Linked DNA regions of Homo sapiens: region 2 is linked to region 1. Evidence: chromatin contacts called from ENCODE Hi-C or POLR2A ChIA-PET data. All regions are on one chromosome and are shown on one strand. Each heading gives the region's core, a stretch centred on a gene start or an enhancer-like site at or near the end of the contact. The rest is flanking DNA. Distances are from core to core; before and after follow the strand shown.

Evidence for each region. Hi-C counts contacts between places; a loop is a spot of excess contacts on that map. ChIA-PET counts read pairs that join two places held with the same protein, here RNA polymerase II (POLR2A). Pooled maps may share reads with other maps.
Region 2: a loop to region 1 is called in a map of B cell, with 6 times the contacts of the local background. The contact joins two enhancer-like sites. A Hi-C loop is called at or near these places in 1 of 168 maps with a recorded cell type or tissue (B cell), 28 of 37 single-sample maps with no recorded cell type and 12 of 50 pooled maps. POLR2A ChIA-PET finds 5 or more read pairs at or near these places in 3 of 52 experiments (GM12878, MCF 10A and activated T-cell).

Annotation. Positions count from the first base shown.
Region 1 is chr1:41,724,973-41,729,311 of GRCh38, forward strand. All of the region lies in intron 1 of HIVEP3 (HIVEP zinc finger 3), which reads right to left. Among named protein-coding and RNA genes, the nearest start is that of HIVEP3, 190 kb to the right of the region's middle. RefSeq lists an enhancer at 3,385-3,454. Within about 2 kb of position 2,484, at least 17 of the 41 ENCODE cell types and tissues checked have a DNase peak (open chromatin) inside an H3K27ac peak, as active enhancers do; they include B cell and GM12878, where a contact is called at or near this core.
Region 2 is chr1:41,621,004-41,625,531 of GRCh38, forward strand. All of the region lies in intron 3 of HIVEP3 (HIVEP zinc finger 3), which reads right to left. The region is part of intron 1 of LOC128125817; the gene reads right to left. Among named protein-coding and RNA genes, the nearest start is that of EDN2, 140 kb to the left of the region's middle. RefSeq lists enhancers at 2,123-2,212, 2,373-2,542. Within about 2 kb of position 2,433, at least 3 of the 41 ENCODE cell types and tissues checked have a DNase peak (open chromatin) inside an H3K27ac peak, as active enhancers do; they include B cell and GM12878, where a contact is called at or near this core.

The sequences.
Region 1 (4,339 bases), core at 1,234-3,733:
CTTTCTCACCCACAATCCCACACCAACTCAGGGAAGAAAGACCAGCTGTTTGTTTTCCTACTTGGCAGAGGAGGAAACTGAGGTTCAGAGTGGTCAAGTGACCTGCCCAGAGTCATACAGCAAGTGAATGAGAAAGGCAGAATTGAAACCCAAGACTCAACACTTTTTACCATCTTTGAATGAAACAGCTGACCCTAAGCAGGATGGGCACATAAGAGGCACCTCTCATGCTGTGAATGGCATCCCTGAATCAAGAACGCTTCGGGACATGCAGACATGCAGCTGGGCCCCTAACTGGTTGCCACTTATCAGCCGATGTCTCCTCACTCCTGCCACAAGCCTCTCCCAGTCACAGGGACAAGGGAATGATGGTTCCTTACAAGGAATAGCTGTCAAGAGGCAAGAGAACAGACATCTCTTTTTCCTGAATTATGTTAGAGCCCAGGAGGGATGTTCAATCTTCAAGGGCATGTGCGGACCTACCTAATGCAACAGCAATGGAATAACTAAGAATTCCCAGGACTTCCCACCTCCCAAAGCCCAAACTATTGTCTGTGCTGATGGTAACTGCTCGCTCCAAGATGAATGGGCAGAAGCTGGGATGAAAGGCCCAGACACATAGGACTGATAAAGCAAACAGGTTCAGTGTCCAGCATCCGTATGGAAACTCCATAAGAGGCAAGGGCCAACAGTCCTCTGTCCCTTCCTCCAGTGACCCCCAAAAGACAGGCAGGCACTATCAGATCTCCAGGATAGGCTCAACAATACTGGAAAACAGGTGTATTGTCCCCATTTTGCAGATGAGGACATAGTGGCTCAGAGAGATGAGTTGACCAGTCCCAGGGTCATTTTAAGACCCAAGCTGCATTACTTTTGGAAGCCTCCCCGACATTCTATAAAATTTATCCCTTGCTGAATGTAATATTTTGCTGGAAAACAACTATACATTTAAAAGATAATTTTGTTTTTGAAGTGATTTTCAGTGAGTAACCTGTAGTATGAATGATATGCTCTGATTTCTCAGCAGTCATTGTCTGCAATCAGGAACCTTGGCAAGGTGAGGCATGCTAACCCCCAAAAGGAGGGCTGTTTCTATAAAAACTAAATCATACAATTCATTATGCTTGAGTATATTAACTAAATATTAATTTTGATGAGCAGTTTTCATATTTTGAAACCAAACCTTTTTCTTTTCATGTCTCAAGCATTTTCATGAGCCCTCGAGAAGCCACATGGGCCCATGGTGTCTCCCGGGTAAATCAAACCCGGGATGGACCTGAGATTTGAACACAGGTCTACTTCCAAAACCAGGGCTCCTTCCTCAATGTCTGGCTGCCTCCAAGAGTCAAGGCACCATCTCTAAGTTGTAACAGGGAAACTACCAAATAGAACCAGCAGGCAAGCAGGCATGAAGGGGGCTGGAAGTGAGGCCCTTTGAGAAGCTGTTACAGATTTTGTAGATGTTTGATCATAAACAGCCATGGCAGTGGGTGACGTTTACACACCCGCTCATGTTAAGTCCCACAGTTACCTCCTTTTGAGCGTGGAGGGGTTAGGAAACTCCCAGTGTCACATAGATAGCAAGTGGCCTCACCACGATTTGAACTGGGGGAGTTGTGCTCTGGAGTCCAAAATCTTAACTGCTCTGGGATACTGGGACACTGGAGCAGAAGGATTTGGGGCAAGTCTGGAGAGGCCCAAGTGCAATACTGAGACATCTAGAACAATAGGAGAGAGGAGATCAGTTCTTTTGGGGAAGGTCAAAGATAGAGGACAGGTGTGGAGGCTGGCAGGTCTCAGCTGACTAGAGAGAAGAACTTTCTTAAAAAAGGCAGAGCTGTCGAACAATGGAGGGCTGCCCTACCCTGAGTGTTGAGTGCCTGGTGGCTGGCAGTCTGCAGGGAAAATGATGCCTCTGTGCTGGGCATGGGGGCAGGGGCTCTTGCTGTGGTAGAGGGCTGTACATATGGACTCCAGAGGGCGTAAGTGATAATCCTCTCTTCCTTTCTCAGAACCACCTTTCTACAGGCTTTGGTGTCTCAGCGCGGGAGGCACAGATGGCGAGGTCTGCCTTTGGCCAGGTGTGGGCGCCCAGTGTTGGGGGAGAAGACTGCAGGCACAGAAGACTGAACTCACAGGCAGGTCCGGAGATGCAGAGCTGGTGTTCACTGGGTTTTTCTATGTGCTAGTTACTGGAGCTTCACGTGTGTCATCTCCTTCTCTCCTCACACTCTCTGAGGGTGGACTTCCTCCCATCTCATAGATGAGAAAGAGCCTGGGGCCCAGAGAGGCTAAGCAGGGAACCTGGGGCTGCTTGGGATCCTAGGGCGATCTGACAGCCACCTCAGCTTCCCCACCACGAGGGATGAAGCCGGGAGGCAGCCCCTTCCTGTGCCTGACCCCTACCAGCTGGGAAATGTGGCCCAGGCAGGCAAGGCCTCTGGGGATCCCAAAGTGGCAGCAGGCAGTGGGAGCTGAGCAGAGAGGAGTAGGGGTGGGCTGGGGGGACACTGCCAGACGGAAATGAAAGTGGCCTTGAGAAAAAGGAACGAGGGAAGAAAAGCAGAAACTAAAACAAGTGACAAAGAAAACGAGAGTGTCCAGAGGAAGTGGCTGAGGGGCGCGGCGCCGCCGGAGGAATCCCCCGCAGACCGGTGTTTCCTCTCTTCTCAGAGGCCTCGGGGTGGAGGACTAGCTGACCAACTGCTCCGTCACTTTGGGCCAGAGGCAGCCCGGGTGACTTTGGCAAGCATGGCCTCATCCCGCCAGCCTAGGAAGGAGCACCAGACACAGAGCCCCAAGCCCTGGGCTGGAGTCGTAGTCAGCTACTTCCTGCTGGGTCATTCTGGGACATTTATTAGACCTCTCTAGTACCCAGTTTCCTATCTATAAAATGGGTATAACCATCCTGAGCCCACCACACTGCTGGAAGGATCTCCTGAGCAAATGCCCTCATCCAGGGCCTGACGGGTGCATGTTGGGGTAGGTGGGCTGTGCACACAGCGGCAGGGTGCACCTTCAGGATACCTGGGGAACAGACAGGGAGAGTATCCACCATCTTATTGTTGAACAAGAATGCATCAACGCTTGCTGGTCCTTAATCACCCTAGGCTTTGTCAGGCCTGGGAACAAAGGGCTGAATAAGGGCCAGTCTATTCCCAATTACAGACTCTGCATGCAACTCCAGTTCCTTATCCCAGCTCTCCTACTTGGTAGCTGTGCAACCTTGAGCAAGTGACTTGACCTCTCTGAGTATCTTTCTTCACCCATAAAGCTAGAACAATAAGCATATCTGTCTTCTAGGTTGCAAGGAATAAATGAGACCACACTCAATCCAAAGCCAGGCACAAATTCCTCAGCCCCAGCCCAGGGAGTGCCCAGCCTAGAGGGGAGCTGGAGTCCAAGGACATGAGCAGGCTGTAATGATAGACGGCACCCAGGCCTGGGGCACTCAGTGCTGGGCAGGGGATGCGGGGCTGGTTCTGCCAAGGCGACAGAGCAGGGGGAGTAAGGGGGGGTGAAATGTAATCCCAAGGGGACAGCATGAGCAAATGTGCAGGGGAGGGGCCAAAGGCGATATGCTTGGGATCTGCAGAGGGTGGATGAGGCCAGACTTGTTCTCAATCTACAGCCCCACTGACAGTTCTCAGACTGGCCCTGGAAGTGATACGGGCATGCCACTGGGGATGCTACAGTCAGCTCTTAATGCAGGGCTGGCTTCTAGGGTCAGCTTCTACAGCCAGACTTGCCTAGGCTGCAGTTTGTCTCCAGACAGACACGGGAATTCCCCCAAGGGGTGGGCATGGTTCTTGTGAACTGCTGTGGCCTGGGACTGGGCTTAGAGTACAGGCAGCTGCTGCGGTGAAGGTGTCAGAAGGCACAGGCTAGGGTCCCAGAGAGGTTTAGGAGGGGGTTTCTCTGCTGGGTGTTTGCTCAGTGCTGGATGGTGGGTGCTGAGGGCCTCATTTGCATAGGGAGAGCAGCTGCTGTCCCAGCCACACTGCTGCCCACAATCTCCACGTGGCTGCAATCTCGCTCTCAGTCACCATCTCCCACATGGACTAGGGGTTACCCAGGCTGCCTTGGCCACGTGCTTCCCCCAACACACAGCCATCCAGGAACAACCAGAAATCAGACTACTGTCTCCGCCACCCTCAGGGGTTCCATTCAGGGAGTCCACCTCCCAAGGTGGCTGTGGGAATAAAACGAGATCCTGGGGGAAGCAGAGAGCCCAGTGCACAGGGGTGATCAGTAACCGGCAGCCCCTTTCCCTGCCTTTCCCTCTACTTCCAACATTATGTTGTGAAGAACAGGGCAGACCTGGGCCCATGCTATCTCT
Region 2 (4,528 bases), core at 1,183-3,682, 100 kb before region 1:
AGTAATTGACAGTGTGACCCTGGGCAAGTCACTTGCCACGTTTGAGCTTGGGTGTTCCCAATTGCCCTTTGGGAGGATTATTCATTCCCGCCTCACCTGTCCCCAGTCCAGCTGGGAAAGGCATCACCCGGCTTCCTACAGGTGACACCAGTCTGAATAATACTTGTGGTGCACCCATAGCCATGGTGCAGCCTCTTCCTCCCACAGACCACGGCCTTGACCCCCTTCAGCCTCCTGGCCCCCAGTATGGGACAGAGCCCTGGAATCTGCATTTTAAAGAAACTCAAGGTAATTCTGTTATGGGAGGGTATGTGGACACACATGGAGAAATTCTGGCTCACAGGATAAAGTCTAAGCTTCCTCACCACCCCCAACTCATTGATGAAAACTTCGCCCTGCTTTCCAGCATTGGCCCCCTCTGTCTCCCAAGGGAGGGCCTGCAGCCGTGGCCAGACTGCTCTGTCCACTCCCCACCCTGAGCTCAGCAATGAGCCTGCTCTTCTTCTTCTTTTGTTTTGTTTTGTTTTTCGAGACAGGGTCTTGCTGTGTCCCTCAGGCTGCAGTGCAGTGGTATAATCACAGCTCACTGCAGCCTCCGTCTCCTGGGCTCAAGCCATCCACCCGCTTCAGTCTCAATATTTAGGACTACAGGAGTATGACCACCACATCTGGCTAAATTTTTTATTTTTCTAGTTTTTGAGATGAGGTCTCACTACCTTGCCCATTCTAGTCTCAAACTCTCCGGCTCAGGTGATCCTCCTGCCTCAGCCTCCCAAGTAGCTGGGATTACAGGCCTAAGCCCCCAGGCCTGGTCAGCCCTGCTCTTCTCTTATGACTTCCCCAACTTGGAAAGACTTCCTGACCTCCCTATCTCTGCAAGTCTCTTTCCCACCCTGCAACATCCAACTCAAATGCCTTCACCTTCCTCTATCAAGCTCAGAATCTCCACTTGACATCAGTTAGGGCCAAACACACAGACCATCATCATTTCCTGCCTGGATTGCTGGCTGGCTTTTGACTGGCTCATATCCTAGCTTTCTAAGCTGACTGTGAGCTCCCTGAGGCCAACCATCCATCTTGCAGATCCTTGGGTTCAATAACAAATGCTTACTGAGCACCTGCAGAAACCTATACAGCAGCACCCTGCTGGGTGTACAGAAGAGGAAGGCCGAATCCCTGCCTAGAGGGGAGCCCCTCTCATGGAGAGACAGATGGAACTTGCATATATGACCAGGGTAGAAATAAAGACAGGGTACCACAGAATCCCAGAGTAAAGGTCCTAATGCCATGGGGAAGGGGCACTCAGGGGGCAGGGAAGGAAAACTCAGAAAGAGGGAGCAGCACACGCAAAGGATTAAAGTGTGACATGTTCTGCACAAGAGCAGGGGTGGGGGAGGAAGAAGGATGGAGATAACGGGAACAGGCTGAACTGGGAATGCTGAGCTAAGGGTCTGGATTCATCCTGTAGGTCAAGGGTTGGCAAATCCAGCCGGCTGCCTGTTTTCGTACATAAAATTTTACTGGAACACAACCACGCCCATTTTTTACATATTATCTGTGGTTGCTTCCAGGCTGCAATGACAAAGTCAAGAGAGACTATATGCCCGGCAAAGCTTCAAATACTATCTGGCCATTCAGAGCAAAAGAATGCTCATTCCTGCCATAGACGCTGGAAGCTATGGGTGGATTTTAAGCAGCAGATAGCAGGGTCAGATTTGTGTTTCACGTTTCTATCACTCTCGGATCATGCTGGGATGTGCTGGAGCAGGCAAGCCAGGGGAAAGGGAAGGTGGCTGGGAGGCTGGTACAGTTTTCCAGGTAGGGGATGGAGATCAACAACAACATTGCTGTTTTTTATTAAGAGATTCATTAAGAGTTGCTATGTGCCCACACTGGGCTGTGCCCTTTACACATATTCATTTAATCTGCAGAGTAACTGCTGGATATAGCTAGAGTTGTTATCTCCATCCTACTGATGAGGCACAGAGAAGTGAAGTCATTTGCCCAAGGTCACGCAGCCAGTATGAGACAGAGCCCGGATGCAAACCCAGTGGTCCAAACCTGAGCTGGGGCCCTCAGTGCCAAGCTCCAGGGCTTCAGTGTCAAGCATGTTTTTGGCAACAGATCCCTTCGAGCCTCCCTGGGAATACACAGAACACAAATCCTCTAAAGGAGAAAATCTACCCCAGCCGAGTCAGGCAGGAAGTGGGAGGCAGCAGTGTGGCTATTTTGGAGAAGCGACACGAGAAACCACGAAACTTCCTACCTGTCCCGTTTTGCTCCCATCTGTCCTCAGAAACAAGGCTGCCCCTCTCCAAGATAAAAAGGTGTTTCTCCCCACACAGTGGCTCTGCCACTGGTGGTGGGAGAGAGAGCACTAAGCTTAGCACACACTTGCTATTTTTAAAGGGCTATATAAACAAACAGGGCTATGTAAATAAGAAAAAAATGAGGTCATCCTTTTAAAACCTAAAAATGTCCCTTTTCTATGGGGTGAGCAGCACAACCTCAGAAAGCACAGGGGTTTTTCTATCCCCTTGAGGCTTCTCTAGCCCATGGCCTCCAAAAACCACCAGGCCTGGCTCTCTTCCTTGCACCCACTGAGTGAAGGGCAGGTGGCCTGGGAGTCAGGACTCCTGGGTTTCATTCCTGGGTCTGTGGGCTTTGCCTCAAATGCCTAAGGCCAATGTGCAATCCCAGCCACCACCATCCAGGGAACCTGACATCCAACCCCACGCCGGTCTCTCACAAACACGGCCCATGCTCCAGGCCCTCCTCCTCCTGTGCCAGCCCTGGTTTGGCAAGCTGATTCTCCTGGCCCCTCGGGTATCCTTTTTCCTCCCCACTGCCTCACACCTTGACCTGTTGAATGGCCACAGAGGCTCTCTGCATGCCGATCAGAGTGACGTGTATGCTCCCCACCCCCACTTCTCTGCACACATGTTTACCTTGCTCCACGCTCTTCTGCACCTTTTCTTCAAAGGCGCGGGCCAGAGGTCATTAAAGCAGCCCCAGGAGCTGAGTTTGCTCATCAACAACTGCTAGGAGACTTCCCAAGCCTCAGCAGAAGCTCACATGGCCTCCCTGGGTTGCGAAGAGTACTATTTCCACTACTGACTGCACTCTCCACAGCATCACCTCAACTTCTCCCCTCCCCATCTCTCCTCCTTCCTCCTCTGCCTCCAACTCTCAGCATCCGTGGCCCCTCCATTATCCTCCAGTACAAAAATGAGAACCACCAATATTTGCTGAAGGGGTAGTCTCCAAATTGTGTTCCATGAAAGTGTTTCAGAGGCTCTCCAAATGTTCCACGAGCATGTTATTCTAAAAGTACAGTTTGACTCCTATTCTAACAGAAAACGAGCACGTACACACATTCAAACATGCTCTATAGCACATGGGAACACACTGAATATAGCCAACAAGTGCTGCCGGTTTAATTTGGTTTGTGCAGACCTCAGATGAAGGTCTGGGTAGATCTTGACCTTCACCGTTGAAATGTATCTTCAGTTAGGAAGAGTGGAGCTCTTCACTGGGTATCTTTGTGTTGTCATTTTTTAAATTCAGGACTCTATATGCGTACACAAAACCATACAAGCAAGTACACTCTGAAGCTTTCAATGACAAGACAATGTATTATGTGGATTATCATGAAAATATCATAAATGATTGTGGGGCTTCCTGTCTGACTTATGTGTGTAATAGGAAGGAATTCAAGCAGTTGTTGGATATTGTCACTGATGCAAACCAGAATTCCCTTCTACTCCTCCCCAAATGCCCAGATAATGTTGAACTGAAGACCATTCTGTGGCTTTAAGGCAAGCTGTTAACAATCTGTCACCATTCACATCATGTTATGGATGTTGATTTAGAATTCCTTGGCCAGGCGCGGTGGCTCACGCCTGTAATCCCAGCACTTTGGGAGGCCGAGGTGGATGGATCACAAGGTCAGGAGTTTGAGACCAGCCTGGCTGACATGGTGAAACCCCATCTCTAATAAAAATACAAAAATTAGCTGGTGTGGTGGCATGCGCCTGTAAGCCCAGCTATTTGGGAGGCTGAGGCAGGAAAATAGCTTGAACCTGGGAGGCAGAGATTGCAGTGAGCCAAGATCATGCCATTGCACTCCAGCCTGGCTGACAGAGCGAGATTCCAACTCAAAAAAAAAAAAAAAAAAAAAAAAAAAAAAGAATTCCTTAATACTTTGCAGTCAAGCCAAACGAAACAAGAAAGAAAAAGGAATATTAGATATTGCAGCTGATAAAGCAAGCAATACAATGATGATCTAGGGCAGAGGTCAGCAAACTTCTTCTGTAAAGGGCCAAATAGTAAGAACTTTAGATTTTGTGAAACAGACAGTCTCAAGCAGCCATAGATAATGCATTTAAAAAACGGTGTGGCTATGTTCCAATAAAACTTTACCGAATCAGGCAGCAGCCTGGATTAGGCCCACAGGCAAGTTTGCCAATTCCTGATCTAGAACCTCAGATTTCAATGTGTTTGTGCATCAAAACAGAGGTGTCGCTAA